2 separate regions of the Mus musculus genome follow, and region 1 is linked to region 2. A link is a loop called in an ENCODE intact Hi-C map of the cell type or tissue named here. Cell type or tissue: gastrocnemius. All regions are shown on one strand. Each heading gives the region's core, and the rest is flanking DNA. Links, peaks and the distances in the headings are about the cores only.

Region 1 (16,032 bases), core at 3,729-11,728, 69 kb after region 2:
CACCAAAGGTGACATGGCTCACGGAGCCAGTGCCACGGCCTCGGTTCGTCTTGTGGCTCAGGATGGATTCGGGGACTACACTGGTCTTCTTGGAATGCTTGGGGACAGTGACCAGGGAGATCTGTGGACTGGAGAGAGTCAAGCTCGGGCTGCTGTCCAGCTTCTTGGCGGACTCCTCCTCGTCCTGGAGCTGCAGCTGGAGGTGGGCAACATTAGGGTCTCAACAGGTTTAGAAGTCCTTCCCCGCAGCCCCAGACCCAGGGGCTCCACTCTCACCGACTTCATGACTTGGCTTAGCAACTCCTCCTTGCTCATAGGGTAATCCTCTTTGATTACAGCCCCTGAGGAGTCCTCCCTCAGGTGGGACAAAGGGAGAAAGTCTGATTTCAGAGCTCTACCTCGTACACAGATTCCAGCTCTCCTGATTCTGTCCCCACCCCCTTGGAGCAACAGCACCCCATCTTCCCACTCTACTCCCACCTCCCTCCAAGTTCCCAAGTCACCCCCTGTGTCCGAGAAAGCCACATCTGAAAGTCACACTGAAAGTGCCCTCCACCCGACCCCTTTTGTCTTGCCCATGGGGTCAGCCCCCTTCCCTGCTTGGCCCAAGCCTCACATGGTATCAGGAGGCTTGAGTGGAGTCGTCTTCTTGGAGGGTTCCTGTAGGCTCTGGCCCAGTGCTAGAAGTGCAGCATCAGCCAAAGGGGCAAGGTTCTGAGAGTGGGGAAGCCTAGAGTTAGCACAGGCTTAGCCAAGCTGGACGCCCACACCCAAGTGCCTGCCTACCCACCTGGACCTGGAGGAAGGCCTGCACAGTGAGGAGCTGCACCAGCCGCCTCTCAATGGTACTCAGGAAGAGGCCTATGTCCCTGTCCCGCATGTAGGTCTTGACCCCAAGGAGATCCTTGATGACACTGCTGTCACACTTAGCCTTGTCGAAGAGCACCTGGATATCTGGGATGAGAGAGGGACGTTGTGTCGGGGCCCCGTGCTTCCCTCACAGCCTCCCTGCAAAGGTGAGTTTCAAAGAGTGAGCGACCCTGCGCAGCCCAGCCAGCCACAATGTCTGCCTAGCCTCAGCTTCGAGAGGGTAAAGGGAGAGTTGCCAAGATGCTACCTTGGCAGGGCTCAGATCCCACCTGGAACACATGCATCCCAGAAGTCACCAGGTCACCCCTCACCCCTCACCCATATGGCCTGTGGTGTTTAACTGGTTAACAGGCAAACAGAAGCCTGTTCATGACAGAAACACCACAGTTGAGCCCTGCCTCCCCACACAGGTGAGCCTGTCCCTCCAGCTTAGAAGCCTCATGACAGCTCTGGATGTTCTTTAAACATATCAATTGATTTCTCTTTTGTGCTTATATCTTCCTAAAGGTGTCTCGGCCACTCCACTAACAGGAAATAACAGCAAACCACCAGAAATCACCTAACTGTCCCAAAGAGGGACAACTCTGCCAACAGTCATCATTATAGGTGAAGTCTAACCCTTTCCCTCCCCAGCACCTCGGGATGTGATTTGTGAGGGGACAAGGCCCCTCAAAACTCCTAACACAAGAGGACACACTATGTGATTCAGACACCCCTAACCTTATGAAACAGATGGGGAAACGCACACATATAAACATACACAAAACACCTACATGGACACCTACATGTGAAAATAAGGAAAACAGAATGGACCCACAGTGTAGGCATTCAGTGTGGTAGGCTACAAGACAGGAAAATGAAGCCAGCCAGAGACAAAGAGACGTAGAGGAGCAAACCTTCCCTCCCAGCCCTCCGAAGGACCAGCTCTCCTGGCCGCTAGACTGTGAGTAAGAAATGCCTATACTTGATGCTCTGCAGTTCTTGGCTTTGATGGGACAGACCACAAGATGATGCTCGTGCCGATAAGTGGGATATGCAGGAACCAAGATCAAGACGGCACTAACCATCCTCCAGCGTATTACCACACTGCCATATTATGGTGGTGCTGACACACTTCAAGATATTGACAAATGAAAAACAAATAAAAATAGCACAGGGGCTGGAGAGATGGTTCAGTGGTTAAGAACACTGACTGTTCTTCCAGAGGACCTGAGTTCAATTCTAGCAAACATATGGTGGCTCACAAGAGTCTGCAATGGGATCTGATGCCCTCTTCTGGTGTGTCTGAAGAGAGCAATGGTGTACTCATTTACATACATAGATAAATAAATAAATACACAAATCTTTTAAAAAATAAATAAAAGTAGCACAGTAGCTAGTGTGCTACCATCCCATTGGGTGTCAAAATGAAAGGCCAACAATAAAATGTCAAAGTTTCTGGTGAGACAACACAGACACATTCGTGCATCAGAGAAAAGGGCTACCTGCTGAGCTCTGCTATGAGCCCCAGCAGGCCTCCTGGAACCCCACACCATTTTGTGCTTCTCCATCTTTACTCTCTACCATTGCCCTAGCTGAGCCCTAGCTGGCCCTATAGACTAGACATTCAGCCATTTCTAGAGACCCAGAAAGAGGGAGGTACACACCTAGGTCAAGAGCACTGGGACCCAAAAGCCACATGGCCAGTCTCTGAATCTCACTCAGCTGCACGGATACCAAGAAAGGAAGACAGAAACAGATAACAGCACCCAGTTCCCTACACATGTGACTTCATCTGGGACAGGCCCAGACTCTCACATTGGAACCTTACTGGTTGGTGTGTGTCAACTAGACTTCTCAGAGAGGAAGGAGCCTCAGCTCAGGCTATGCCTCCATGAGATCCAGCTGTAAGGCATATTCTCAATTAAATGGAGGGCCAAGCCCTTTGTGGTTGGTGCCATCCCTAGGCTGATGGTTCTAGGTTCTAGAAGCAAGCAGGCTGAGCAGGCTATGGGGAAGCAAGCCAGTAAGCAACATCCCTCCATGGCCTCTGCAGCAGTTCCTGCCTCCAGGTTCCTGCTCTTGTTTGAGTTCCTGCTCTGGCTTCCTTTGGTAATGAACAGCAATGTAGAAGTAGAAGCTGAATAAACCCTTTCCTCCCCAACTTATTTTTTGTCATGGTGTTTCCTCACAGCAATAAAAACCCTAAGGCAGAAGCCAAACAAAATTCTAGTAAAAAATACCTTTGCAACCTCAAATAGGTAAAGACTTCTTATACCACAAAGCCACTGATTGTACTGACAATTTTGGAGTTTTGGTTTCTTTAAAATACATAGAAATATTATAAGAATATGTTTTCGTCTTCATCCCAGGTATGGGATTTGGGGATGCTTCAGACTGTCCACAGCAGCTGACTATGCCAGCTGGGGTTTGGCCAGCTGCAGATAGTTTCTGTGATCTGTGACATTTGGAATGCTGGGGTCTTTTCAGACGCTCTATACATGCTAGGGCCCTGAGAGGTGGGGTGGGCTGTGGTTGGTTGGTGGGTTCTTGGTTGTGGGTTGGTTGCCGATGATCACAATTTGTTAAGTCGTCATGCACAAAGAAGAAACAAGAGCAGAGCAGATATCCTAATGGCAAAGATGAAGCCTGCCTCAAGGAATTCAACACGCCCAGTGAGCAGGAAGTAGTCTAACGATAGTGCCCCGCTCTGACCCCTGACTTTATCCAGGCATCTCTTTCCTTTTCTCACTTACCTAGTGTTATGAGGTTGGAAGGGTGGAAGAAAGAAGGACCCACAAGGTAGCAAAGACAGCCAGAACTAATTACAAAAGGGAGTTGAGTACGTTGTATCAAGCGTTAGATAAATTTCAGTTCATGCAAGAAGTTGGAGAGTATGCAACCATACAAAAAAAGTATTTCCAGAATCAAAACAATCCCTATACCTCAGAACAAGAAAAATAATCTAATTCAATACTAAAAAATGGCGGCTGGAGAGATGGACAGTTAAGAGCACTTGTTGCTCTTGCAGAGGACCCAGGTTCAATTCCCAGCGCTTACATGGTGGTTCCCAACCATCTGTAACTCCAGTTCCAGGGGATCCAATCCCCTCTTTTGACGTCTTCAAGCATCACACAAGCATATGATGTAATACATACAATGTAGGCAGTCCATTCTTACATAAAAAATATAAATCTAATTTTTAAGATGTTCAACTATTTTCTCCCCAACTATTTAAGTAAATAAAATATGTGTTGGTAAGGCGGCTCAGTAGGTGGAGATCCTCGCTGTCAAGCCTGACAACTTGAATTTGATCCCAAGATATGGGGAAAGGAGAGAACCAACTACTACAAGTTGCCCTCTGACCTCCACATATGTGCCATGGCACACTCGTGTACACACACACACACACACACACACACACACAGAGCACAAAGCCAAACAGGAATGTCTTAGAGATAACAATAGGGTGACAATCTTAGTAAAGACTGACAGCTTGGGAACCACATTGAGTGAGTGCTGTAGTGATAACAGAATGTGATGGGGAGACACTAGGGAGTGGGCACAGCTACATCTGAGACACACATATGTGCACACAAAGGCATAAAAGGAGAAATTGCCATTGTGACCCACAACTCTAACCCCAGTACTTGGGAAGCAGAGGCAGACCAATCCCTGTGAGTTTGAGGCCAGCCTGGTCTACAGAGTGAGTTCAGACAGCCAGCGCTACATAATAAGACCCTGTCTCAAAAAAAAAAAAAAAACAAACCAAAACAACAACAACAACAACAACAAACCAACAACTAAAGAAAAAAGAAAGAAAGGAAGGAAGGAAGCAAGCAAGCAAGGGAGAGAAAGAGATAAAGGAGAAAGAAAACAAAAGAAAAGAGAAATTGGGGGCTGGGGAGATAGCTCAGAGATTAAGAGCACTGGCTGCTCTTCCAGAGGTCCTGAGTTCAATTCCCAGCAATAACTTGGTGGCTCACAGCCATCTGTAATGGGATCTGCTGCCCTCTTCTGGCATGCAGGTGTACATGCAAATAGGGCACTCATACATAAAATAAATGGTTCTTTTTAAAGAAAATGTGGGGCTGGTGAGATGGCTCAGTGGGTAAGAGCACCCAACTGCTCTTCCAAAGGTCCAGAGTTCAAATCCCAGCAACCACATGGTGGCTCACAACCATCCGTAATGAGATCTGACTCCCTCTTCTGGAGTGTCTGAAGACAGCTACAGTGTACTGACATATAATGAATAAATAAATCTTAAAAAAAAAAAAAAAAAAGTTAAAAAAAAAAGAAAATGTGGACTTGCTCTGGAGAGCTGATTAGCATTCTCTAGTGAATATAAAAGTACCTTAGCCTTATGACTCAACATGACATTCACGAACAGACAGATGGATGGATGGACGGACAGGTGCACCCCAGATGGGCTGACAAAAGACAAGGGAAGGACGGAGTAGCAAACGCGTAATGCCTTCATGGCCAGCTCCCCACAAGCCCACTGCATCCTTCCTAAGGAAGAGCTTCCGGCTGGGAGAGGGAACCTTGCGGGACTTACCAGTCTTGATTTTTTCCAGCTGACCTCGGAGCACCTGGAAGCGACCCTCCAGCTGCTCTGACTCAGAACACATCTTGTCCACATCCTGCTGCAACATTTTGCACTGCTGCTCTTGCTGCATGCGCTGTTTATCCTGACTGGCATGCTCACTGACTAAGGCTTCCTGCATCTGCAGAGACAGGGGCTGGAGCTGGGTCCGCTCTAGGCCTGGGGAGAGGGTATGGGAGTCTGGGAGGTGGGGCGGCGTAAGGAGGGTGGGCCTTGCTCACCTCTTTGATCTCCTCCTGAAGGTGGTGTATCTCGGAGTTCTGCTCATTGATGAAGTTAAACTCAGCAAAGTTGCGTTCCTCCACTGGGGGTGTGCAGGGGGGGTCCAGAGGGATGGAGTTAGAAACAGAAGGATCACTAAGGGTTGCAAGGCGACAGAAACAAAGGCAGAAAAACAGAGACAGATGAAACAGGAACAGCCACAGAAGGGCACCAACACACCGAGAAAGACAGGGTTGGTAAAAGATTTGGGAAGGCCCAAGGAAACAGACAGAGAGGGTCAAGGGACAGATATGGAGAGAGGAAGTCTGAGACATATGGAAAGAAACAGAGGCAGATGCAAGGGAGGCACACCAAGCAACAGAATGAAAACTGGAGACAAGGCAGGATCCCCAGGGCAAGGCAAGTGTGCCGTGCTTTGGGTGGTGCTGGGTAGCCCCGCCTCCTCTCGTCCACTCTGCCCACTCACACTCCAGGTATTTCTCCACCAAAAGGTCAGGGTCGCTCTCGCCGGTCAGCTGGGCCAGTTTGCCCAGAGTGTCCTCATAACGCAGCACTAGCTTCTCTTGGGAGGTCTTTCGGAGTCCTTCTGACACTTCCCAGTCTATGGGTAACAGGGGGAAGTTGAGGGTTTGCATCCTGGATAAGGCCCCCACTCCCCACCGCTCTCCAACAGGCTCTGCCCTGCCGGCTCACCAGCTCTACTAGTCTTTGCCCCACCTTCTCCTAAGGGGCTTCACCCTCTCTGAGGGCCTAGGGATGATGATAGCTGTAGTGGCCCTGAGTTAGGTGCTCGGTGCAAGCACTGGCCTCACCTCGCTGTTCTGCCTTTTGCACCACACGGGGATCCGGTTGTCGTTCATCGTTCTTGAGCTTAAGGAATCGATGCAGCTGCTCCAGATGCGATATCTGTCGCAGCAAGATCTGTGCCTCCGTATCACTCTGAGCCAGCTCCTTCTCTGCGCGCTCCTGAAGCATGCCCATCTTGGTCTTGGCCTCTTCCCTGGGACAGGAGGGGCATGTAAGTCAAAAAAAAAAAAAAAAAAGATGGGTGACTGAGCTGGGGTCAGCCTGGGCCTACAAAAGGACGGTGCCAGGTGGCTTCCCAAGGATGCTCACAAAGAGCAGAGAAAGTTCTAGGCTGGAAGACCTAGATCAGGATCAGGACTAGCTATGACAAGATTGGTGGACACACAGGGTACACAGAGGCCAGGAATCATCTGATCATTTACTCAGAGGGCCAAAGGAGGTAGTCAGGCCCTGCCAGAGATTATTCCCAGACTCAGAAAGGACAGCCTGGGTGACACTGAAGGTTGGATGGTCTGTAGCTAGAAATGAGTAAGACTGGGGAGTTGGGTCTTTTCCATACTCAAGCACACCCCATGAAGGCAGGAATGATGTGCCTGCCCTGCTTGGCTGGGAATAAGGGCCTGATGCTTTGACGGGTCAATGGCAAAGAGCCCCTGCCCTAGGCTATTCTAATCCTGATCTCATCTCTGCCTGCCCTGGGGGGTTCCTCCCAGAGCCACCCCTGAGGGCTAGTTAGTCATTCTCTAACATAGATGGCCTCTCCAGAGCAAGGCCCAGTCCCAAGAACCTGTGGGCTGGTCAAGCCATACCTTCCCAGAACAGAAACCAGCCTGTCCCTGTGCCCCACCTGACAGCTCACCCCAGGTGGCTCAATGAACTCACCGATATGTCATCCGCAGAGAGTTACTAGCTAATCGGATTCCCTTCCTCGAAGTTAGAACTAGAGAGCAAGTTGAAAACAAGACACCAAAGACAGAAGTACATCTAGACAAATGGCCAGAGGTCAAAAGCCAGCCAAGGTGTGGAGAAGCTGGACCTAGGTGGTAGGGGTGAGCGGTGGAGGGTGGCAAAGGTAAGAGATCAGACTTTGGCTAAGGAGATAGCTTAGCGGGTAAAGGAGTTTGCCACCAGACATGACAACGTGGCAGATCCCACGGGGTGGCAGGAGAATGCTGACCTCTGCAGGTTATCCTGACCTCCACATGCATGACGTGAGCATGCATGCGTGCATGTATGCAGACACATACACACAAAATAAATAAGTGTACAAGAAAAAAGATCAAGAAGAGAGAGAAATCACAGAACAGCCAGCAGAAAGAGTGAAGAACTAACATGTGTGCTCTGGACAAGGATAGAGACACACCAAGGATGGAGACACGCTTCTCACCCTGTCTGTGGAACATTCAGGACACCAGAGGCAAAGAGGAAATTCGAGGTCTGCTGGAGCTTTGGAAAAGGAGAGAGCTGCTGCTCAAGTGTCTGGATAGAGCAACGGCTGTCCACCATGGCGAATGCGCCTGGACTGTGCACTTTTGTTGTCTGACATGGGGTCTTGTGCAGCCCAAGCTGGCCTCACACTGGATTTGTAGCTAAGGCTGGCCTTGAACTCCTACCTCTCCCTCCTGAGTGCTGGAATGGCAAGCACCACCCACCATCACATCAGGCTGGCATACACTTTTAAACGCAGACAATGAGCATTCAAAAAACAAAGAAGAGAGAGAGGAAGGGAGGAAGGGATGGAGGGAGGGAGGTCTTAAGGTGGACTTACTGATGCCCCAGGATCAAAGGTCCTGAGAGAGGAAGCAGGCACTGAGCCAAGGGCCAAGAGCCAAAAAGCCTAGATAGCGAGGGAAGCCAGCACCCAAGTAGCTTCCACTACCAATCCCATCTGGCATGTCTGTGCCTGAGGGCTGTGTGTCTGCCCCTGGGACCCAGCCCTGATTACATTCTTCAGGTCTGAAGCTGTCACAGATGGAATTCCCCATTTATATACCCCCAAGGAACAGGGTGTGGCAGAAGAGTTGGGGGTATCTTTTAGGTTCCACCCTTCTTTATGAGTCTCCAGGCCTCCTGGCTCCCACCCCTTACTGCCTCTGCTACCCAAGTGCCCCCGGGGGTGGGGGAGCTTACCTGGCAGTATAAGCAGAAGTAGAGGATGTGCTGAGAGCTCCAACCATCTCCCGGAGTAGGTGGATCTCCTACAGGGACACAATGAGCTGGCTTCCTCCAGCCTTTGCACCAAGAAGGAGCAGTCCCACTCCTACCACTGCAGACCCTCCTATGAGCCTCTGTCCGGGAAAGGACTTTTTATTTCTGTTTGTGTTGGTGGGGGTTGCTTTTGTTTTTGAGATAGGGCCTCACTGTGTTATCTCCAGCTATCCTGAGCCTATGTAGATCAGACTGACCTTGAATCAGAAAAGGGGTTTCAATGAGGTCCCAAAAGGGGAAAATCAGGAGGACATGTGGGAGAGGTTACCCAGCAACAAAGCCCTAGCCCAACTTGCCCATGGGTTTGGAAACCTGTGTAGGTGTCATTACTATCCTGGGGTTTGGTGTGGTGTTTCCACCAAGGGTCTTGGGATGGGAGCTTGGTCTCTGGGCGGCCATAGTGGGAACTACTGAGACTTTCAGAAGGTAGTGCCTAATGTAAGGTTGCTAAAGACACTGATCTCAAAAAAGACAGAGGTCCAGGTCCAGCCCTCTGCCTCTCCCTTGATTTGCCATCTCCTTTATGCCCATGTTCCACCCTTTATACTATCTGCCATGATGTGCTGGACCAAGAAGGCCCTAGGGAAAGCAGTCCTGGTCAGTTTGGATTCTTCACCTCCAATCTCCTTTCTCTATAAAATTCACCACCTCGATATGTAACACGCCATGACCTGCTGTTCTGTTTTCTAACTTCTCCGTAGTAGCCACATATTTTCAGTAAAAAGAGAGCTGACTCAGTGGTTAAGCCCACTGACTGCTCTTCCAGAGGTCCTGAGTTCAATTCCCAGCAACCACACGGTGGCTCACAGCCATCTGTAATGGGATACGATGCCCTCTTCTGGGGTGTCTGAAGACAGCGACAGTGTACTCATAGACATAAAGTAAAGCAAACACACGTGCATGTGGATAAAAGACACACACACACACACACATACACACACCTTTGCAAAAATAATCTAGAGGTGGATAAGCCCAGAAACTAGGGAGATAAGTAATGCAGGGCCATTAAATACAAAGTAGAGGGGGAGGGGTGGTTCCTGGGATAGGTTTTTGGAGGTTTGGTTTGGTTTGGTTTAATGGGCTGAGGGTCTGGTCAGGAGCTTGGGCATGAACTCCAGAGCCTTTTCTTTTGAGACAGGGTATATATAGATATATATAGATCTGTAGCCCAGGCTGCCCTGCACCGACCTTGCTGCCTCTGCTGCAGAGGAAGACAGGTGTGCATCACTGTGCCCAAATTTTTGGAACTGTTTTTGTTTGGCTTGTTAATATTTCACAAATTTATAAGAAAAGTTAGGTCAACAAAGACAAGACAGAAACGTAATACAAAGCCCAGGTGGGGCCACACCTCAGTGGAAGAGTCAGTCAGTCACCAAAACCTCAGAATGAAAAAACTGACCCCAAACAGAGGTGAATGAAGTGTTCCAGATGAGACATAGAACCATGCAGAAGACAGAAACAAGAGCTGGGCCAGGAAGTTTTTGAACAGATGAACACACCAAAACCCTCCTAGGGGAAGGAGGGACTGATAGCAGGGGCGGGCCATGCTAACAGGACACCACTTGCCCACAGTGTTCTGACAGTATGGGATGCTCTGTAGGGAGGAAAGGACAGGACAGGAAAACCCAACAACATAGACACAATGGGGTTGCATGGGGCCTAAATCTTGATTTTTTCCAATCCCTACTTCCCACTGGGAGATAAAAAAGACAGGACGTGGGAGAGATAGCTCAAAGGTTAAGAGTTCACTTCCAGGCACCCACCTTGGGCAGCTCACAATCACTCAACTCCAGCTCCAGAGGACCTCCTGTGTGCGCACGGACAAACCCACGAGCAGATACACATGCACACAATTAAATATTTGAAGGCAAGATTTTTTTTCTTAAGAGAAAGAAAATGGGAACTTGTTGGGGAAATAGGACCAGGGGAGGAGAGAGCAGGAGAGGGCACAGGGAGGGGACAGCGAGGCGGCATCCGTGACAGAGGTCCATGGCCAGTGTAGTAACTGTAACATTCACCTTGAAGTCACAACGCTGAACCTAGTAAGAATGTGGCACGGGCCAGGGTGGTGGGCGTTACTCAGGCAACGGCGTTAGCTGTCACCAAGAGCGCACAGTGCGGATCTCTGGCATGGTAGACTCATCAAAGGAGACTCCATGCCAGAGCATCTATCTCCTCCGTGGCTGTGACACCTGAACACCAAATCCCAAGCCCAGCTTCTTCTTAAAGTGCCCTGCCTCCAACAGAGTACTAAGCAAAGCAGATGGTCCATACAAGCGACCTCCTCCCCAAAAACACAGCTGGCCGAGACACTCCCACCACACCAAGGTCATGGTGGGAGGGGAGTGGGGAATGGAGCAAGAATGACCAAGGTACAGGAGGAGACAGAGAGAGGCAAATCACCAACCATAGCCAGGTATGATGGCTCCTATCTGTAACCCAGCAAAAGGGACCCTGAGGTGGGAGGATTGACAGAAGCTCAAGTCCCAGCTTGGGCTATAAAATAAGACTCTCAAGAAACCTATCCAAGTGTACATACATAAACATATACATATATGGCACTGGCCAGGGTGGTGGGCGTTACTCAGGCAAGGGTGTTATATATCCTGGTGAAGGGTATAGAGAAGTTCTGTGTATGGTTACAAGTTTAAAATTGTTTTGATATAGAAGTTTTATAAAGGAGGGTAGAGGGAGGGAGGGAGGGAGGGAGGGAAGGAGGGAGGGAGAGAATGTTAGCTCCTCAAAGGGCTCTGAAGGTGCTCAGATCTCGGGGGATATGAACGGCTTGGTGGGCCTGTAGGTTGCCCCAGATGACAGAGCTCACCGGGAAGCTGGTGTTTGTGCATGGGAGTGAGATGAAGGAGAGGTGTGTTCTTTCTTCTTTCCCCCTGCGCTGGGGTGAGCCTGGGCCCAGGAGCCCGGCCCGTGGACTCGGGGAGGGAAAGGACTGACTGGGCAGAGCTCCGAGCCCCCACCTTCTTCAGCTTGCGGTCCATATTCAGGTAGCGGCCCCTCTCGATGCGCAGCAGCTCCAGCTCCTCCCGCAGGGCTGCATTCCTCACCAGATGGATGTCAAAATGACAGGTGACCTGGGGGGGGGGGGGATGTCAGAGCATTCATGAGGCCCAGGTACGTGTCAGAGGTGGGGACCACCCTGTTCCTATCCATCTAAGGGGACCCTCAAGCCCACAGTGCCCGCCTCCCGACACCCTTCATGCCAAGCCTGTCCTGGAGAGCTGGAGGGCACACACCCTGTCCAGCTGGTCTTCAAGGATCCTGATCCTTCTCTGGATTTTCATCTTCTGGTACATGATGAGATCGGGAGCCGAGGCCTCCTTACTCTGCGTGAGGACATGGGTCTCCCAGTCCTGGATCTGGAGGGAACGCAGCATCCATCACATGCCTGGGAGAGATGCATCAAGGACATCTGCTGTCCCGGCAGCCCCGGCAGCCCTCTTCTGTTCTGCAGCGCCCAACGAGGCCAAAATGCCCTTGTAGCCACTGGACCCAAGTCCGGGAAAACACAGGGACTGTGGCCCCTGATTAGCCAGCTCTGCCCCTCATCTGGTAGCCTTTTTTGTTTGTTTGGCTGGTTGGTTTGTTGGTTTGCTTTGCTTTGCTTTGCTTTGCTCTGCTTTGGTTTTTTTGAGACAGGGCCTTACTGTATATCCCTGGCTGTCCTGGAAATCGCTATGAAGACCAGGCTGGCCTTGAACTCGGAGATTTACCTGTCTCTGACTCTCCTGGTGTTTTTGAAGATGCACATGAGATGGAAGGGTTGGGTTGCTGCTATCACAGTCCCCAGAAAGAGGAGGATACTGGGAGACTAAGGCCAGCAGTTAAAAGGAGTCTGAGATGCTAAGGCTGCCTAGCGACCCTGCCAGCTTCCCACATGACCTGGTTTCTGAGCTCTTGCTGTGTCTGGACTTGCTCAGCAGAGTGTAGACTGAATGAATGATGGTGACCGAGTCGGAGTCTGTACTGATATCGGCTAGATAGTATCCCCAGAGATACCCGTCAAACACCCTGATGCCCGGTGCCTCAGAATATGACCTAAAGACAGATTGCCAGCAGAGAAAGCTTCAGGATAGCCAGAACTGCATGGTGAAATCCTGTCTCAAACACACACACACACACACACACACACACACACACACACACAAAAACCAACCAACCAAACAGGGTCAGCAAAACACCAGGAGCAAGGGGATAGGCTCCTGCTAAGCGCTGGGAAAACAACCCAGCCTGTACCTTGATCTTGGCCAGTGGTCTCTGGGGCTGAGAGGATATATGATATATACCCTGTGAGGGCACGTGGGCCGAGGTGGTGGCCTACCACATGCCCCTGGTGGCTTGAGGGATTACCACAAGGTGGCAGTGTTTGCCTTTCAGTGAGGTGACATTTTTCTGAACCAGTTTTCAGCAACAGCGATGATAAAAATCGAATGAAATAAAGATCCAAATTGGGGAACACTGAGTGAAATGTACAGCGGGGGCTGGGGGTGGGGTGGGGGGGACTCTCCTCGCCATTCTTAAAACTTCATGTGAATCCACAATCACCCTCATGCAGTTTTCAATCACAACAGCCGGGCAGTAAGTGGCAGCAGCAAACACTTAATCCCAGCACTCAGGAGGCAGAGGCAGGCAGGTGGATCTCTGAGTTCGAAGCCAACCTGGTCTACAGAGTGAGTTCCAGGACAGCCAAAGCTACACAGAGAACCTCCATCTCAACAGGGAAAAAAAAGAATACGAATAAAATCTAGAGCTGGAGAGATGCTTCAGGGGTTAAGAGCACTTACTGCTCTTGCCTTCCCAGCACCCGCCTGACATCATGCACAACTACTTATAACTCCAGCTCCAGGGGGATCTGACGCCCTCTTCTGGCCTCCATGGGTACCTCTGTGCACATACTTTACACAGACACACACAAATCAGAAATAAAAAGAAAATTTGAAAAGAATTTAAAGTGAACATTTTTTTGATCTATGCATATTATTTTTACAAATGGCTCCTGACTTATTACACAGACACCTGGTGGGCTGCTTGAACTGGGCTGGTTAAGGTATAGCTGTCACACAGCACTGGGGGCAGCTGGGACAACTCAAAACCCACAGGTCTACCGGAACTCTAAGTCAGTGCTCTGCTGCTGCTGCTGGAACTGACTGTTCTCCTCAGTTCTCTATCACCGCCCCCCCCCCTGCCTTGGAAGCCTGGAGAAAGCCCTAGATAGCGATGGTGGGGTCCCAGCTTCAGAACAAGCCCCCTCCCCAAGGAGCCCAGATGCAGAGGCTGAAAGAAAGGATCCTGCTACTTCCTTCAAGGGCGCATCCCCCGTAACCTCTGGACTGCCCACAAAGTCTCCTCTTGACAGAGAAAACACAGCAGTGTTTTCAACACCTAGTATTTTATTCAGATAGCAGTCCTGTTACACATGGTCCAAGAACATCCAAATAAGAACTCAACTCGGAAATTAAAGTTTGGTCTTCAAACATCATAGCCAACAATGCCACGTTTGCCTATGATCTCTCCGATATAAAACCACATCCACACCTCAGTGGCCACCAAACCGTTCAGCACAGCTTCCTTCACTGTAAGGTGTTTGAAGCTACCAGTTTTAGCACTTTGAATGATTTTTTTCACACTCTGAATAGCTGTAGGGATTTCACCAGGGGTTCGGGGAAACCAGCTCAACCTTGGCGTAGTGCCAAAATGTGGCCAATCGAGGCTTCGAGTAAGTCACAGCTGCGGCCACCATCGATGGTGACTTCTCCGAAAAGTTATGGATGAACTTGGCCATGGTCTAAAGTGGAAGGTATGTCTCTCCGAACCACCGGCTGAATGTCACCCCTGGAAGCCAAAGTCTCCTCTCTTAAGCCTCTGGAATTGTCCTTTGGGTACTCTATCCATATTTCAAGTGTTGGAGGGCCGGAGAGATGGCTCAGTGGTTTAGAGCACCAACTGCTCTTCCGAAGGTCCTGAGTTCAAATCCCAGCAACCACATGGTGGCTCACAACCATCTGTAATGAGATCTGATGCCCTCTTCTGGTGCATCTGAAAACAGCTACAGTGTACTTAGATATAATAATAAATAAATCTTTTTAAAAAGAGTGTTGGAAACATTTTTTAAGATTTATTTATTTTATGTATATGAGTATGCTGTAGCTATCTTCAGACACACCAGAATAGGGCATCAGATCCCATTGCAGATGGTTGTGAGCAGTCAGTGTTCTTAACCGCTAAGCCATGTCTCCAGCCCCAAGAGTTGGAACTTTTTAAAGCCTGGAACTTTTAAAGTTTGGTGTCTTAGTCAGGGTTTCTATTCCTGCACAAACATCATGACCAAGAAACAAGTTGGGGAGGAAAGGGTTTATTTGGCTTACACTTCCATACTGCTGTTCATCACCAAAGGATCAGGACTGGGATTCAAGCAGGTCAGGAAGCAGGAGCTGATGAAGAAGCCACGGAGGGATGTTCTTTACTGGCTTGCTTCCCCTGGCTTGCTCAGCCTGCTCTCTTATAGAACCAAGACTACCAGCCCAGAGATGGTCCCACCCACAAGGGGCCTTTCCCCCTTGATCACTAATTGAGAAAATGCCTTACAGTTGGATCTCATGGAGGCATTTCCTCAACTGAAGCTCCCTTCTCTGTGATAACTCCAGCTGTGTCAAGTTGACACACAAAACCAGCCAGTACATTTGGGATATGTTATATGTTGTGATATTGCCATTATTAATATGACATCTTGGGAACAACAGGAAAGGAGAGGTTATGGTTTAACAAGTGATATGTTCGTGTGTCAAATTGACAAGGGGTCACCTGTGTATCAGTAACTATTGACTTCATAGTTCTTGGGCCTCTAGGCTCAGTACCTCTCAAAGCTGCAGTCCAGACCTCAGCCCAGCATGAAACCTCTTGATCCTCATCAAATAACTGCTGGCAAATATCTTAGTTAGAACTTTTATTGCTGTGATAAACACCATGAGCAAAAGGCAACTTGGGGAGGAAAGGGTTAATTTCAGCTTCCATGTCCTGAACACAGTTCATTGTGAAAGGAAGTTAGGGAAGAACCTGCTTACTGGTGTTGTCATGGCATCCTTAGCCTGATTTCTAATAGCTCCTGGGACCACCTGCCAAGGGGTGGTACCACCCACAATAGACTGGGCCCTCCCACATCAACCATCAATCAAAAAATGCACTGTAGACTTGCCTGTGGGCCAATCTTATGGAGGTATTTTCTCTGTTAGGATTCTGTTTTACCAAATATGTCTCTAGCTGTGACAAGTTCACATAAACTAGGCAGCACAACTGATCCCTTATCAACTTGAGTTCCCTCTGGACCA
Region 2 (16,032 bases), core at 4,958-12,957:
AGTAACATGCCATGAGCCAGGATGACCAGGAATGCTAGGACCAGGCTTTCGTGCACCAGGGCTTGGTTCCCATCTAGAAATTGCTCCAGGCCTCAGGAACTATGTCCAGCCTCAGCCCAGATCTCTGGGCCCCCTTCACTTTCTCACCACCACTCTTGGGCTCAGTGGGGCTTCTCTGTCCCCCACAGAACTTCCGTCAGGAGCCCCTCCACCACCTGGCCACCTACCTGTGCTTGTCCCTGGTGGTGGCTGAGCTGGTGCTGTCCTGTCTGGTGGACCAGCCACCCTTCTTCTCGGAAGACTCCCAGCCATTGGTAAGTCAATCCTGGCGTCCTCTAACCCCAGACCCTTCCAATGCCCACGACAGCGCGTGACCAATGTGTGTTGGCCTAGAGCACAAGTGTTTCCCTGTTGTCGTTCATTCAACCCTTTAGCAAAATCTGAACCCCACAGCCCAGCATGGGAGCATCTTTGATCCCAGCTCTGGGAAGGCAGGAAGACTGCAGACTCACAGGATACATCATTCTTATGACTGGTGGATTGGTTACTGTCTCATCACTGTGACAAAGTATCTGTCAACTGAAGGTGGTGCTTATCTTGACTCACACTTGCAGAGATTGTCAGTCCCTCATGATATGGGGGAAGCTCAGTTTGGGGGGGCATGGATTCGTGTGGAGGGAATTCTTCACACTAAAGGGGACCAAACAGGAAGCTCTAGCCCACAACACTCCCTCCCTCTAAAACACACACACATACACACACATACACACAGACACACATACATACATACACACACACACACACACACACACACTCCATCACTGAGCCCCATTAGCTCATCTTCATAACATGGTCCTTGCTTTGAGTTGTTGTTGTTGTTGTTTTGTGTTGTTTTTGAGGTTCGCTCTCATATTGAAGCCCAGAGTGGCCTGGTATTCACTAGTTAAGCCCAGGCTAGCCTTGAAACCCACAGCAATCTTCCTACCTCCAGAGAGCTGGGATTACAGGCATGAGCTACTGCCACACCCGGATGTTTGAGAACTTCTTGATCTCAGTCAAGTCATAGCTATTCTGAGTAATTCTTGCTCTGAGTTATCGCCTCCATTAGCCCATAGCCCTTTTTGTCACACCTGGTTCCCCCAGACGACAGGTGGACACTGTCACATCTGGTTCCCCCTGGACGACAGGTGGACACTGTCACATCTGGTTCCCCCTGGACGGCAGATGGACACTGTCACACCTGGTTCCCCCGGACGACAGGTGGACACTGTCACATCTGGTTCCCCCGGACGACAGGTGGACACTGTCACACCTGATTCCCCCTGGCCTTTTGTCTTTTCCAGAATCCGTGTCCAGAGGCTGAGGCCTCCTTTCCCTCCAAGGCCATGTTCTGGTGGGCCTCTGGGTGAGTGAGGTGTAGGGCTGAGGTGGGGTCCCCTGACTGGCGTTATGCTCTCTCGGCTTGTCAGCCCTACCCATCCCCACAGCATTCCCTCCTGCCCTTACCCACGCCTCCTTTGCCCAGCTCGGAGCTGCTTTCCAGAGTATTCCTCTCAATCTGTCCCAATTCACTCCTCAGAGAAAGATGTGACCTTGAACTCTGGCTCTTCCTCTTAGTGGACTTGTTAGGCACACCAGAGCCTCAGTCTTGCCCTCTGTAAAATGGGTGCAATTCTACCTCTATCAAATAGACTATACTCAGCGTGTTCATAGCAGGTACGGAATAAAATCACATCTATTACGCAGCCTCTGTCACTTGATGTGTTAACTAAGCATCTACTGCAAGCTAAGCCCCAGGAGTGAGATTGAAAAGGCCAAGTCTATCTTCTAGAGGATCCCAGGCTGGAGGAGCGAGCGAGTGCCTCAACCCTGCTCCCAACCACAGCACCCATCAGCTGTGCTGTCTGTTTGTGTCCTACTGAAATGTCACCCAGACTCTGTCATGTTGCTCACTAGGACCCCCAAGCAATTAACCATTTACAGAGTGGTCTATTGCTTGCTTGCCCTCGTTTGTTACGAGGACACTTGGCAGGACCTAGAGAGACAACCAGCACCCAACAAGAGCTTCCCCTTCGAGTTGTTGGAAAGATCAAAGATCTGTAACAACTTTTGGACCCTGAACTTCTGACTCCAGAGAGGGTCTGTTCCCCTCTTATGCCAGTGTCCTTTAAGTATTCAGTCATTTTTATGTCCCAGGTCTTTAAAAGGGGGTCTTTTAAAAGTACCTGGGTTCCCCCAGGGGTGGCTACTGCCTTCAGGACCTAGCAGAGGTGGCTTCCCAGGGGTCACGCAGCTACCTGCAGGGAGCAAGATGGGGTGTGGAGACAGCAGGAGGAGCTTGCTCTGCTGACCCCTCTTCCACAGACTGCTATGGAGGGGCTACAAAAAGCTGCTGGGACCAAAAGACCTCTGGTCACTTGGGAGAGAAAACTCTTCAGAAGAACTCGTTTCCCAGCTGGAAAGAGAATGGAGGAGAAGCTGCAATGGGCTGCCAGGGTGAGTGAGGGGTGGGCCGGAGCTCAAGAGAGATCCTGGTAAAGGACACTCAGCAGCAGCTGGCTTCTAGAGCACCCAGCAGCTGGCCTCTAGAGCACTCATCAGCTGGCCTCTAGAACATTCATCAGCTGGCCTCTAGAGCACTCATCAGCTGACCTCTAGAGCATTTATCAGCTGGCCTCTAGAGCACTCATCAGCTGACCTCTAGAGCATTTATCAGCTGGCCTCTAGAGCATTCAGCAGCAACTGGCCTCTAGAACACTCATCATCAGCTGGCCTCTAGAGCATTCAGCAGCAGCTAGCCTCTAGAACACTCGTCAGCTGGCCTTTAGAGCATTCACCATTAACTGGCCTCTGGGGCATTCAGCAGCAGCAGCTGGCCTCTAGAGCACTCATCAGCTGGCTTCTAGAGCATTCAGCAGCTGGCCTCTAGGGTACTTATCATCAGCTGGCCTCTAGAGCACTCATCAGCTGGCCTCTAGAGCACTTATCATCAGCTGGCCTCTAGAGCACTCATCAGCTGGCCTCTAGAGCACTTATCATCAGCTGGCCTCTAGAGCATTCAGCAACTGGCCTCTAGAGCACTCATCAGCTGGCCTCTAGAGCACTTATCATCAGCTGGCCTCTAGAGCATTCAGCAGCTGGCCTCTAGGGCACTTGTCAGCTGGTCAACCAGGGCTACAGAGTGACCTTGTCTCAAAACAACAATAATAAATGACCAGAATTTGTTGGTCTGCTACAGCCATTGAATATAACTTGGGCCCTGTGCCCATGTTTCCTCTCTTCCAGGCACAAAGGGCACAGTAGTGTGGGGGCCCCTGAGACAGAGGCCTTCCTGCAGCCAGAGAGGAGTCAGAGGGGCCCACTACTCAGGGCTATCTGGCGCGTGTTCCGGTCCACCTTCCTGCTGGGGACCCTCAGCCTGGTCATTAGCGATGCCTTCAGGTTTGCTGTTCCCAAGCTCCTCAGGTAGGCTCTGGCTCTGGCTGAGGTACCTCAGTGGCATCCTGGGAGGAAAAATTCTGCCTCTGTGTGTACATCAGGGACTCAGGACCACAGCACATGTGCAATAAGTCTGCGGAAGTGGGGGACACATGTCAGGAGAAAGTGACTGATCCCGGGAGGGCAGAGGGCTGTATCAGTTAAGGTTTGCTGCTAAACTATCGTCCCCAAGGTTAGAGCTTAAAGTCACAGGCATTCACGCACTCAGCTGATCAGGATGTATGGATGGGCAGTTTGGGCTGGATCCCACTGGATGGGCCCACTCAAGTGTTTGTGGCTGATGGCTGAGTAGGTCAGAGATGTATGAAATGGTCTCACCGAGGCTTTGCTCCATGCAATTTCCATCTCTAAGAGACTAGGGCAGGACTGTTCAAGTACTACTGGACATGGCCAGGGAGACAGGACAAAATCACACATACACAGACACACAGACATAGGCACACAGACACACAGAGACATACACACACACAGATACACAGACACAGATACACAGACACACACAGGCACAGACACACACAGACAAACATACATAGACACACACAGACACACAGACACACAGACACACACACACACACACACACACACACACACACACACGGCAAAGCCTGGCAGTGAGGAGCTGTCATTCTTACTCAAGAGGTTAAAGGAGGAAGATTGCAAGTTCCAGGCCAGCCTGGGCTACACCATGGGCTCTAGGCCTGCCTACATCACTTACTAAATGGAAAGTAAAGCCAGGCTTGGCATTGGGATTTGTGATGACAGCGCCCAAGAGCCTGGGGGTAGTAGGGTCACAGCTTGAGACTTGAAACACAGAATGAGTCCTAGCCCCAACTAGAGCCAAACCAGGGCTTCAGCTTGTGTCGGTTCAGTGGTCAAGTGTTTGTCAACCAAGCTCTGGGTTTGATCCCTAGCACCTACATGCCCGTATCCTATCAGAAACTCAAGCTCATGGTATGCATAGTGAGTCTGAAGCTAACCTGAGCTACACGACCTCCATCCCCACCCTGTTTCAAAAAGAAAAAAAAAAAAAAAGTCACATGGAAAAGAAACATGGACAGGGTAGAGGTCATGACCCCGATGACCCTGCACCCAGATGGCTTAGGCCTCACTGCTGTCCCTCTTCCTGCATCCCAGTCTGTTTCTGGAGTTCATGGGTGACCGCAACTCCTCGGCGTGGACAGGCTGGCTCCTAGCTGTGCTGATGTTCGCGGCAGCCTGCCTACAGACGTTGTTTGAACAGCAGCACATGTACAGAGCCAAGGTCCTGCAGATGAGGCTGCGAACAGCCATCACTGGCCTGGTGTACAGAAAGGTGAGCGCCAGGGGCGGGAGTGTGAGCATCCATACGGCCTAGTCTCCTGTCCTCCTACCTCCTTGGTTAACGCTCTGTGATCGGGCCCTGATCTGGGTACCTTCTCCAATCTGTTAATTAAACAAGCAAGGGACAGTGACTTCCCCCTAAGTCTTTCTCTGGAATCCTGACTGTGAGAATAAGAGATATGTGTAGCTATGCAGTTCTGGCTGGGGGTGGCCCCAACCATCTGTCTCTGGCAAGTTGTTAAGACACTGTGAGATCTCTCCCAAGACAAGCTCCTCTCTGGCACCCCGGCTTCAGTCTTTTCCTTCTCCCAGCGTGGGGCTCCTGGGGAAATGGCAGTTTCCAGGTATCCATTGTTTCTCTAGCCTGCCTGTGCAGAGGAGGGACACAGGATAACCTGTAGTCCCGCCAGGATGCTTACATCCCTTGTGAGTCTCCAAGGCTTTGAGCTCAAGAGGAAACACAGCCTGCCCTGCAAGGCAGCCTTTGATCCTCAGAAGAGGGCTGACGTAACCTGACCCCCAGGGAGACGCCTTCTTGGCTCTTAGCATGGCTGCCCATTGAAAGGAACTATAAACATCTTTGAGCTCTGCTTCTGTCACTCAAACTCCAGCTGTGCCAACAAGCCTGGCTCCACTGAAGTTCTCAGGAGGCAGCAGGGGTGGGAAGTCCCCGTGGGTGGGGCTGCAGCTGGCCCTCTGTGAAGACTTGCAGAGTGGGGAGTTCTACACCTTGGATCACATTAACTCTCACACAGCACAGAGCAGGCAGGAAGAGCCAGTGTTCCTCACGCTGGGTCCTGAGACCTCAGTAGCTGGCAGATCAGAAGCCACTGGAGAAAGAGGCACTGGAGGCAGTAATGGTCAGGAAGGTCAGGCTGGGACAATCTAACACCCTGTCCTGTCTGTGCCATGCCTTAGGGGTCCTGAATTCCTGGCCTATGGGTCTCTGGCTCTGACTCTGACTCAGGGCAAGTTGCTTCGCTTCTCGGCGCCTCAGTTTCCTTAGCTGTAAAATAGGGTCCACATTGATCCTGGAATCACTTTTCACTTCTTAACAGCTGGTCCATGCAGTGTACCCACAGGCCTGGTTGCAGTCACCAGAGTGACCCCAGCATCAGTACAGTGTAGCCTGCATCTGTCCCTGACATCTGAGGAGAGGAGGCTGCTCTCAGCACAGACATGGGTATCCCTAGCACAGGGGGCAAATGAGCCCAGATCACCCGGGTCTAGCTTTCTGTAATTTTTACTTACAGTGTCCCCCCAGATCCCCATGCCCAACCCTGGGAGTTAGCTTGGGAAAGTTTACAGGTTCACTGCATAGGTGGTAAACTGAGGCTGGGCCTGCACTCAGTGCCCACTCCCATTCCTCCCTCCTCACATGTCCCTCTTCCTCACACCGGCCCAGGTCCTGGTCCTGTCCAGTGGTTCCAGAAAGTCCAGCGCAGCAGGGGACGTGGTCAACCTGGTGTCGGTGGACATCCAGCGGCTGGCCGAGAGCATCATCTACCTCAACGGGCTGTGGCTGCTCTTCCTGTGGATCTTTGTGTGCTTTGTCTACCTGTGGCAGGTGTGGATCTGGGCCTCCATATCCTCCTATTCCTCCTCCCCTCCCTCCTCCTCCTATTCCTCCTCTTCTCCCTCCTCCTCCTCTCCCTCCTCCCCTTGCTCCTCCTCCTCTCCCTCCTCCCCTTGCTCCTCCTCCTCTTCCTCCTCCCCTTGCTCCTCCTCTTCCTCCTCCCCTTGCTCCTCCTCCTCTTCCTCTTCCTCTTCTTTCTCTTCCTCCCCTCCCTCCTCCTCCTCCCTAAACCCAGTCTCCATCTGTAAATTGATACAAAGTGAAGAGTCTTAGAGTGACCTCTGCTCAGGTTCAAGCCCAGGCTAGCCCCCTCCAGCACTGAGTTCTTTCTCTTTCTCAAAATGCTGATGATAATGTGGATGAGTTCACTTTGGGGTTTTAGGTTGGTTCAGGTTGGGGTTTGGGTTTTTTGAGGCAAGACCTTGTGTAACCCTGGCTAGTTTCAAACTCATGACATAGCTGAGGCTAGCCTTGAGCTTCTATCCTCCTGCCTCCACCTTGTAAGTGCCTGATTACAGGCGTGTGCCCACCCAGATGGGATCCTTACTATTACCAATTCTCAGTGGGTTCTCGGGGAACTCAGTAGGCGAATCCGTTATGTTTTGGAGTGGCTGGTGCCGCTGAACCATGCTCACCAACACAAGGCTGAAACATAGTGCCGGGGAAGAATTGCCGCCACGTGCAGAAAGCACAGTGCCATGGCATCAGCCGGGAAACCTTTTCTTCCTTTTGCTTCATGATACAAAAGCATCTGCTATTATCACTATTATTGTTATTATTATTATTATTATTATTATTATTATTATTGGCTCTGGCTGTGCATGGACTGCTGCCTGGGTTTAAATCTTGCTCTTACCATTTACTTGCTGTTAAACGTCACACTACTAACTCACCCTCCCTGTGCTACAATTCCTTGGTTCTAAGAACAGAGGATAACTAAAAGCAGGCTCCTGGTTCTACATGGGTGAGACCCAGAGAACCTGACAGAGTTTATGCAGCCTCTGCCTGAGGGGCAGCCTCTGCCTGAGGGGCAGCCTCTGCCTGAGGGGCAGCCTCTGCCTGAGGGGCAGCCTCTGTCTGAGGGGCAGCCTCTGCCTGAGGGGCAGCCTCTGCCTGAGGGGCAGCCTCTGTCTGAGGGGCAGCCTCTGCCTGAGGGGCAGCCTCTGTCTGAGGGGCAGCCTCTGCCTGATGGGCAGCCTCTGTCTGAGGGGCAGCCTCTGTCTGAGGGGCAGCCTCTGCCTGAGGGGCAGCCTCTGTCTGAGGGGCAGCCTCTGTCTGAGGGGCAGCCTCTGTCTGATGCAATCACTTGGGTCCAGCGGGGCTCTGGGTATGGATTCAGGAATGGTAGACATGAATTTGAGAGCTTGAGAATATAAGCTGAGTTTAACAAGAAAGTCTATGTGGTTTGTGGGTGCCTTATTGGCATAGCCCAAAGGCCATTTTGAGCAATGCCTTTAACAGCCCTCTGCATCTTGCCTGTGACCAGGGTAAGATGAGGCATGAATTCCCCGATGTGGCATCGTGTTGGTGCTCTCAGAATCTGGGGAACTTAGTTTCCAACTTTTGGATTAGGTATTCTCGGGCTGTGTATCTAAGGTGCTTTGCACAGTACCTAGTGCTCACTTGCATAGTGTTGTTAGCTGCCATCTGATATGTGAGGGGAGCCATCACCACCATTGAAAGTTTCCTTATTTATCTCTGTGGTGCCTCGTGTATGCCATGCAAGCAGTTTTCCACTGAGCTACATCTTTGGTCCTTAAAAAACATATTTTCATATTTATATAACAATTATATAATATATAAATACTATATATTTATATATTATATTATATATAATATGTTATATATAATGTTATAATTTATATTATTACATATAGTACCATATGTTTTATGATATATTTATATAGTATATAATATATTATATAATATAGATATATTTATATACAATGTTTGTTTATTTATTTTATTTTTTACTTTTTTGGTTTTTTTTCGAGACAGGGTTTCTCTGTGTAGTTCTGGCTGTCCTGGAACTCACTCTGTAGACCAGGCTGGCCTCGAACTCAGAAATCTGCCTGACTCTGCCTCCCAAGTGCTGGGATTAAAGGCGTGTGCCACCACGCCCGGCTATATACAATGTTTATATATAAATATTTATATATATATTTTTTTTAATTTCAAGGCAAGGTCTCACTAAAAAGCTGGCCTTGACCTCGGTGTAAACACAGGCTGGTGTTTGTGCTTTTCCTGCCTCAGCCTCAGGAGTCGCTGCAATTAATGATGTGAGCTGTCATGCTCAGCTAGAAGTCTATTTGTGAACACTGACATTTGAATATTCCAAGGCTTACACACAGTAGGTGGTCAGCAAGCACACACAGGCATTCAAGCAGCACCTGTGTGCAGTGTTGAAAAGCTGGCCACTATCATAGGAAAGACAGGGAAGGAGGGAGGATGTGGTAAACAATTGGGAGCACTGAGCAGGCCAAGGCTGGTAATGATCAGAGACCACAGCAGCCACAGGTAACGCCCTGCACCCTGCCTCTGCCCTGGCACCAGAGGACCACCACGCTGCCCCAGGCTTACTAAGATGGTGGGTTGTGGGTGCTACGGCTAAATGAAAATATCCCGGAGGGTGACCTTACTACTTCAGGCTGCCAGTGGCTTTCAGGACAGTTCTCCACTGAGCCACTAGGTGGTGGAATAGTTGCATGAATAAACCAAACTGGCCCACTGTAGTCCAGAGATTAGAGATGAGAGAAACAGAGACTGGAGTTGGGGTGGAGGAAATCTCAGAAAAGCACAATAAGACTTTTTTTTTTTTTTAACATTTAGTCTGTTCCCACCACCATATCTCCTAGGTAACTAGACCAAAGGCACCGGCCCTTACAAGATTTCCCTGGTGGGAAAGATTAACAAAACACAGGTGTCAGGTTAACTGTGACATTTTAAATAAACTGAGTAATCACTCAGTATAACTGCTTCTCTAGTATTGCAGGAGACATTCTTACACTAAATACACACACACACACACACACACACACACACCTGCCCATATAGCTCAGAAACCACAACTTTGTAGATTTGTTTGTTAATGTGGTGACTGGTAACTCCCCACTAAGAGGTGGGATGGAGGGTAGATTAACAGCGAGCCCTGAGAGGTGGGTGTGGTGGCACATACCTGTAACAACTGAATTTGGGAGGTGAGGGAAAGAGGAGCAGGGGTTTAGGTCAGCCTCAGCAACAGAGAGTGTGCTGGCAAAATGGCTCAGGGGGCAAATTACTGTGCTTGCTGTCGAGGATGCAAGCCTGAAGACCCAAGCTGGGTCCTGAAGCCCATATAAATGTGGAAGGGGGAACTGACCCTACAACGTCATCTCCTGACCTCCACATGCGTGCTGTGACCATGTCACCTCAATAGATAATCATTCAAAAGGAGCAGGGATCGGGAGCCGACAAAGTACTTACTTAGTAAACATGGGGAACCAAGGGCAGACGCCCGTGACCTATATAAAAAGCCAGGCACAGCAGCACACGCCTGAATTCCCAACCCTGGGAAGTGGGGTGACCCAAACCCTTGGAGTCTCATGACACCCTGCCCTCTGTCCCCAGCTCCTTGGACCCTCTGCTCTCACAGCCGTTGCTGTCTTCCTGAGCCTCCTCCCTCTGAACTTCTTCATCACCAAGAAGAGGGGCTTCCATCAGGTTTGGCATTTGGGGATGCAGGCATCCTGGACAGAGGAACAACCATGGGTCTCTGGTTGGTGACAGAGATAGGGACAGGCAAGAGGAGGCTTTAGGTCTGTCCTTGTCCTGTGTTGCCAGACCTGTGACTCTTGGACAAGCCTCTGTTCCTTCTAGAGCGTGGCCCCTTCCCATAGTGGCCCCAAGCTGTTGTCCCTCAATGGCTCCTGACTCTGAGCCCCTTCACGCTCAGCCAGGGGGACGTGTGGCAGCCAAAGAAACCAAATCTCCTTTGCTGATATGGCTTAGTGTCGAAGCCTACGACCCCATCACGGCCTCTGTCACCTGATCTTGCTTCCTTCTTCTCCCCCTTGCCCACTCTGCTTCCCCACACAGCCATGCCTTGTCTGTCAAGCCCTGTCTCCTGCGTCTGCAGATTTTATCTCTACAGCACTTCTCCTAGCAGAGATCTCACAGCTGTGAGACTAGAAGCTTCAAAGCACTGAGGGCAGAGGTAGGCTCAGCGTCTCGGGCAGTAGGTGGCGTTTAGGACACCATAAGGGCTGGTGAGATAAAGACAGCAGGTAAAGACAGTTGCTCACAAGCCTGACCACCTGAATTTGATCCCACAGTCCACGTGGTGAACAGAGAGAACCAAATTGAGAAAGTTGTCCCATGACCTCTAAATGCCCCCTGCAGCACGCACATGCTTATGTGTATACAAAATAAATAAATGCACATGAAAGCAAAAGCGGTTGATCCAGGTGTAGTGGCACACACCTTTAACCCAGCATACAGGAGGCAGATATAGGGGGATCTTTGTGACTTTGAGACCGGCCTGATCTACATAGCAAGTTCCAGGCCAGCCAGGACTACTAGTGAGAAACTACCTCAAAGAGAGAGAGAGAAAGGGAGAGAGAGAGAGAGAGAGAGAGAGAGAGAGAGAGAGAGAGAGAGAGAGAGAGAGAGAGAGAGAGAGGAGAACAGGCCCCCGTCGTCATCCCAGTATTAGAGAGGCTGAGACAGGAGGATAGTTAGTTTGAGGCCAGCCTGGACTACACAGCAGACCCTGCACTGATGAAAGGAGAGGAGAGTGTTCAGGAAAGTCAAGGAAGATGAACTTGTTCCTCTTCACTGCCCCAACCACCCTCTGCTGTCACCCACCTCCCTGTCACCCACCCTCTTCTGTCACCCACCTCCCTGTCACCCACCTCCCTGTCACCCACCTCCCTGTCACCCACCTCCCTGTCACTCACCCTCTTCTGTCACCCACCTCCCTGTCACCCACCCTCTTCTGTCACCCACATCCCTGTCACCCACCTCCCTGTCACCCACCCTCCGCTGTCACCCACCCTCCGCTGTCACCCACCTTCCGCTGTCACCCACCCTCCCTGTCATCTACCTCCCTGTCATCTACCTCCCTGTCACCCACCCTCTGCTGTCACCCACCTCCCTGTCACCCACCTCCCTGTCACCCATCCTCTGCTGTCACCCACCTCCCTGTCACCCACCTCCCTGTCACCCACCCTCTTCTGTCACCCACCTCCCTGTCACCCACCTTCCTGTCACCCACCATCCCTGTCACCCACCTCCCTGTCACCCACCCTCCCTGTCACCCACCTCCCTGTCACTCACCCTCTGCTGTCACCCACCTCCCTGTCACCCACCCTCCGCTGTCACCCACCTTCCACTGTCACCCACCCTCCCTATCACCTACCTTCCTGTCACTCACCCTCTGCTGTCACCCACCTCCCTGTCATCCACCATCCCTGTCACCCACCCCCTGTCACCCATCTCCCTGTCACCCACCCTCCCTGTCACCCACCTCCCTGTCACTCACCCTCTCCTGTCACCCACCTTCCGCTGTCACCCACCCTCCCTATCACCCACCTTCCTGTCACTCACCCTCTGCTGTCACCCACCTCCCTGTCACCCACCTTCCTGTCACCCATCCTCTGCTGTGACCTCCCTGTCACCCACCCTCCGCTGTCACCCACCTCCCTGTCATCCACCTCCCTGTCACTCACCCTCCACTGTTACCCACCCTCCCTGTCACCCACCCTCTACTGTCACCCACCCTCCCTGTCACTCATCCTCTGCTGTCACCCATCCTCCACTGTCACCCACCCTCTTTGTCACCCATCCTCCCCTATCACCCACCCTCCCTATCACACACCATCTGCTGTCACCTTCCCTCCACTGTCACCCTCCCTCTGCTGTCACCCACCGTCCATTGTTACCCTCCCTCCACTGTCACTCACCCTCTTTGTCACCCATCCTCCCCTGTTACCCACCCTCCCTATCACATACTGTCCCTGTCACCCATCCTCCACTGTCACCCACCCTCTTTGTCACCCATCCTCCCCTGTCACCCACCCTCCCTATCACACACCATCTGCTGTCACCCTCCCTCCACTGTCACCCATCCTCCCGTGTTACCCACCCTCTCTATCATCAGTACCTTACTCCACTCTGTGACCCTCCCCCAGCCCTCCTGACCTCTCCATACACGCATGCCACCTCCCTAGTTTTGCTTCTGCAGATCCCTGGACACCCTCTCAGTAGATGTCCATGCTGTCTTCCCCTTGCTAACCAGGTGGCCTCAAAGACACTGTCCACAAAGCTGCCCTACAGACTCTTGCATGAAACATGAAACCCTAAACCCTTCTGCCTGACCTCGAAGCCCTGCCTGCTGCAGCCTCCCCTCTCCCTGAAGAACCAACTCACTGTCTCCCTTTCCTGCAGTCTCCCTGGATTTCTTTTGAGTCATACTGTTCCCTCTCTGAAGGACCCTCTCTCTTATGATTACCTACTGCGGCTGCCTGTTCTCTATGTACTCAGTACCTGCAGCTTCCTGTTCTCCTCATTAAGATCTAGTTCAAGTGACACCCATACCTCCAGAAAGCCTTCTTGGTAGCACCATCACGCCCATTGGTGGCTTCTGATTGGTGCAGTGACAGCAGGCCCAGGTGGCTGAGACAGCGCTGGGGAGGAGTGAAAGCCCAGGGTGAGGGTAGTGTAGCTCAGGACCCTGTCGAAGATGCTGGGCTGGGCTGGGCTTTCCTGGGGAAAGAATCTGCAAGGTTTGCAGCAGAGCAACCGCAGGGGCCATAGGGATGGAGAATTCCAGGCTGGTCCCTCTCTTGCCTCCTCTCTCCTGTCTCAGGAAGAACAGATGAGGCAGAAGGCCTCCAGAGCACGGCTCACCAGCTCCATGCTCAGAACTGTGAGAACCATCAAGTCCCACGGCTGGGAGCATGCCTTCCTGGAGCGACTCCTTCACATCCGGGGCCAGGAGCTCAGCGCCCTGAAGACCTCCACCCTCCTCTTCTCTGTGTCTCTCGTGTCCTTCCAAGTGTCTACATTTCTGGTGACGTCATTCTGGTCTCACTGCAGATGCCAGAGGCTTGGGAGAGGGCATGCTTGGGGTGGAGAGCCGGTACCAGCAGCATTGCATCTTATGGACTGCAGAGACACCTCAGTGGGCTCTGTCCACCGGAAATGGACAGCAGGCTCAGTGCCACCCTTGTGCTTCAACAGGTGGCGCTGGTCGTGTTTGCTGTCCACACCCTGGTGGCAGAGGACAATGCCATGGATGCAGAGAAGGCCTTTGTGACGCTCACAGTGCTCAGCATCCTTAACAAAGCCCAGGCCTTCCTCCCCTTCTCTGTGCACTGCATCGTTCAGGTGAGGTGTGAGGAGGGTCAAGGAGTCAGAAAGCTGGGCCCCACTCAGCACACCTGGACCACTGTCAGCAGAGGAGGGGAGGGAAAGGGCTAGAGTAGAGCCAGACCATCAGAAGTGGGTCAGAGGGTGCAGTGGAGCCTCAGCAAGCATCCTAGAGAACATGCTGCTTTTACACTCAGGAACTCATCCTGGTCCTCTCCTGGAGAGGGGTCCTTTGTTTCTCTGCCTTTTGTCTTTCCCAACACACATCCTGGGACCTGCTGGAAAGGAGGAAGAGTGAATGATTGAACTGCTTCCTCCAGCCCTCCTCCTCCCTCCTCCTCCCCACTCTAGCTCCCTCCTCCTCCTCTTCTTCCTCCTCCTCTTCTACCTCCTCCTCCATCCTCTTCCTCTTCTTCCTCCTCCTCTTCCTCCCTCCTCCTCCCTCCTCCTCTTCTTCCTCCTCCTCTTCTTCCTCCTCCATCCTCTTCCTCTTCTTCCTCCTCCTCTTCCTCCCTCCTCCTCCCTCTTCCTCTTCTTCCTCCTCCTTCTCTTCGTCCTCCTCCTCCATCCTCTTCCTCTTCTTCCTCCTCCTCTTCCTCCCTCCTCCTTCTTCCTCCTCCTCCCTCTTCCTCTTCTTCCTCCTCCTTCTCTTCCTCCTCCTCCTCTTGCTCCTCTCCCTCCTCCTCCTCTCCCCCCCTCCTCCAATCCTCTTCCTTCTCTTTCTCTTCCTCTTCCTCTTCTCCTGTCTTCTGGCATGTGTGTTTGTGTGTGAGTATGTGTGTTGTGTGAGTATGTAGGTGTGAGTGTGTATGCGTGTGTTGTGTGAATGTGGTGTGTATGTATGTGTTGTCTGTGAGTTTGTATGTTTGTGTGTGTTTTGTGAGTGTGGGGTGTGTGTGCTATGTGAGGGTGATGTGTGTGTGAGTGTATGTATGTAAGTGTGAGTGTGTATGTGTTTTGTGAGGGTGGTGTATGTATGTGTGTGAGTGTATATGTATGTGAGTGTTATGTGTGTGAGTGTGTATGTGTGTTGTGTGTGTGTGAGTACATGTGTGTATGTGTGGTGTATGGTGTGTGTGTTTTCCTGCTCCCTCTTCCATTACATTGACTGAGCCTTGCAGAAAGGGGATGTGGTACAGAAGTCACATTTGTAGGTGAGCTCTTTGCAGACAGTTATTCCCTGCACTCAGACCAGCTCTAAGTTTCTGTGTGCTGCACTAACGTAAGGTATAGAGTTACACTCTTAGAAGACAGTTCAATATGAAGTCCACTTGGCAACATGACAATAGGAGGTTCACTCCTATAGCCTATAAGCTCCCCAACCACGGCTTATTGGCCAGATTTATAGTAACAGATGTGTGTTTCCACCTGTGGAGCAGGCCTGAAATCCAATCAGAAAACCTTCGGTTACCCAATAGCATGCATACCACTATTGCACACAAGCACATCTTTCCATGGCCATTGGGGCCCACAGGGTTCATAGCCAGGAAGGGAGTCGGTGTCTTTCTCCTCGAGCAGCCTGCATAGCACCTCCCTGGTACTATAAGAGTTGGCCAGCAGGGAGGAAGCTACCCAACCAACTCGGTTTCTCCATTCCCTATGACCAAAGTATGTTGTGCCTTCAGCAACAGGGTCTTCCCATCGAGCTTTGGTGGGCACTGAGAGCAACTGTTGTTTTAGGGGTCTCTCTAGGTCAGAGGTGAGGTATCCCACATCTGACACTAAGTATCTTATTAAGTAATGCATGATTTGTGAGAGAAGTACTATCCCTTGTGTAGGGTAACTCCAATTAAATACATATACACACATACCTGCATGCATATACACATAGAAGCTTCTAAAATAGCAGGGTTTCCACTAGAAAATCCTTAGTGCTAGTGATCCCTCCCTCTACCCCACTTTAATTTTTGAGACAGTCTCTTACTGAACCCAGAGCTTACCATTTGACCGAACTGCCTAGCCAGAGAGCTCCAGGGAGCCAGCCGTCTCCACTCTCCAAATGTTGGGAAGACAGACATGGGTTGCCGTGACCAGCTTTTACGTGGACTCTGGGGATTTAAACCCAGGTCATTATACTTGCACAGCAAGCACTTTGCCCCGCTGAGCTATTTCCTCAGCTCCAGGCCATCTGTATTGCAATGATCACCTCCAGTCACCACGTATAGGTGTGCAGTGGGTGCTCAAGAGCACCCCCAGTGAACAGAGTTGGAAGTTACTCAACAGTGTTGCTGGGTGCTGTTGGAAAAGGTGCAGTCCCTTTCTCAGACCTAGTTGGAGGCAGCTGGTTTATT

The links. Hi-C counts contacts between places; a loop is a spot of excess contacts. Peaks named below come from ENCODE experiments on the same cell type or tissue, not always from the same donor. Only the 100,000 strongest peaks of a DNase experiment are listed, where the experiment ranks them.
Region 1: it touches region 2 in a loop (4-fold over the local background); 34 of 42 quality-filtered maps call a loop at or near these places.

Annotation. Positions count from the first base shown.
Region 1 is chr7:45,932,305-45,948,336 of GRCm38, reverse strand. It overlaps Ccdc114 (coiled-coil domain containing 114), which reads right to left. Exons shown (of 15, transcript NM_001364168.1): 5 at 11,944-12,066; 6 at 11,668-11,781; 7 at 8,615-8,682; 8 at 6,490-6,677; 9 at 6,144-6,278; 10 at 5,677-5,759; 11 at 5,408-5,576; 12 at 791-954; 13 at 617-714; 14 at 277-355; 15 at 1-196. It also overlaps the pseudogene Gm9712. Among named protein-coding and RNA genes, the nearest start is that of Ccdc114, 16 kb to the right of the region's middle. In gastrocnemius, for the core only: a CTCF peak has its summit at 4,877 (motif pointing left); no DNase peak of the experiment used is centred there.
Region 2 is chr7:46,002,847-46,018,878 of GRCm38, reverse strand. Abcc6 (ATP-binding cassette, sub-family C (CFTR/MRP), member 6) reads left to right here. Exons shown (of 31, transcript NM_018795.2): 5 at 189-314; 6 at 1,344-1,405; 7 at 2,365-2,496; 8 at 3,286-3,465; 9 at 4,633-4,810; 10 at 6,224-6,385; 11 at 10,001-10,093; 12 at 13,239-13,442; 13 at 13,613-13,759. Among named protein-coding and RNA genes, the nearest start is that of Abcc6, 19 kb to the left of the region's middle. In gastrocnemius, for the core only: a CTCF peak has its summit at 9,071 (motif pointing right); DNase peaks (open chromatin) are centred at 5,367 and 9,048; H3K27ac peaks cover 1,281 bases.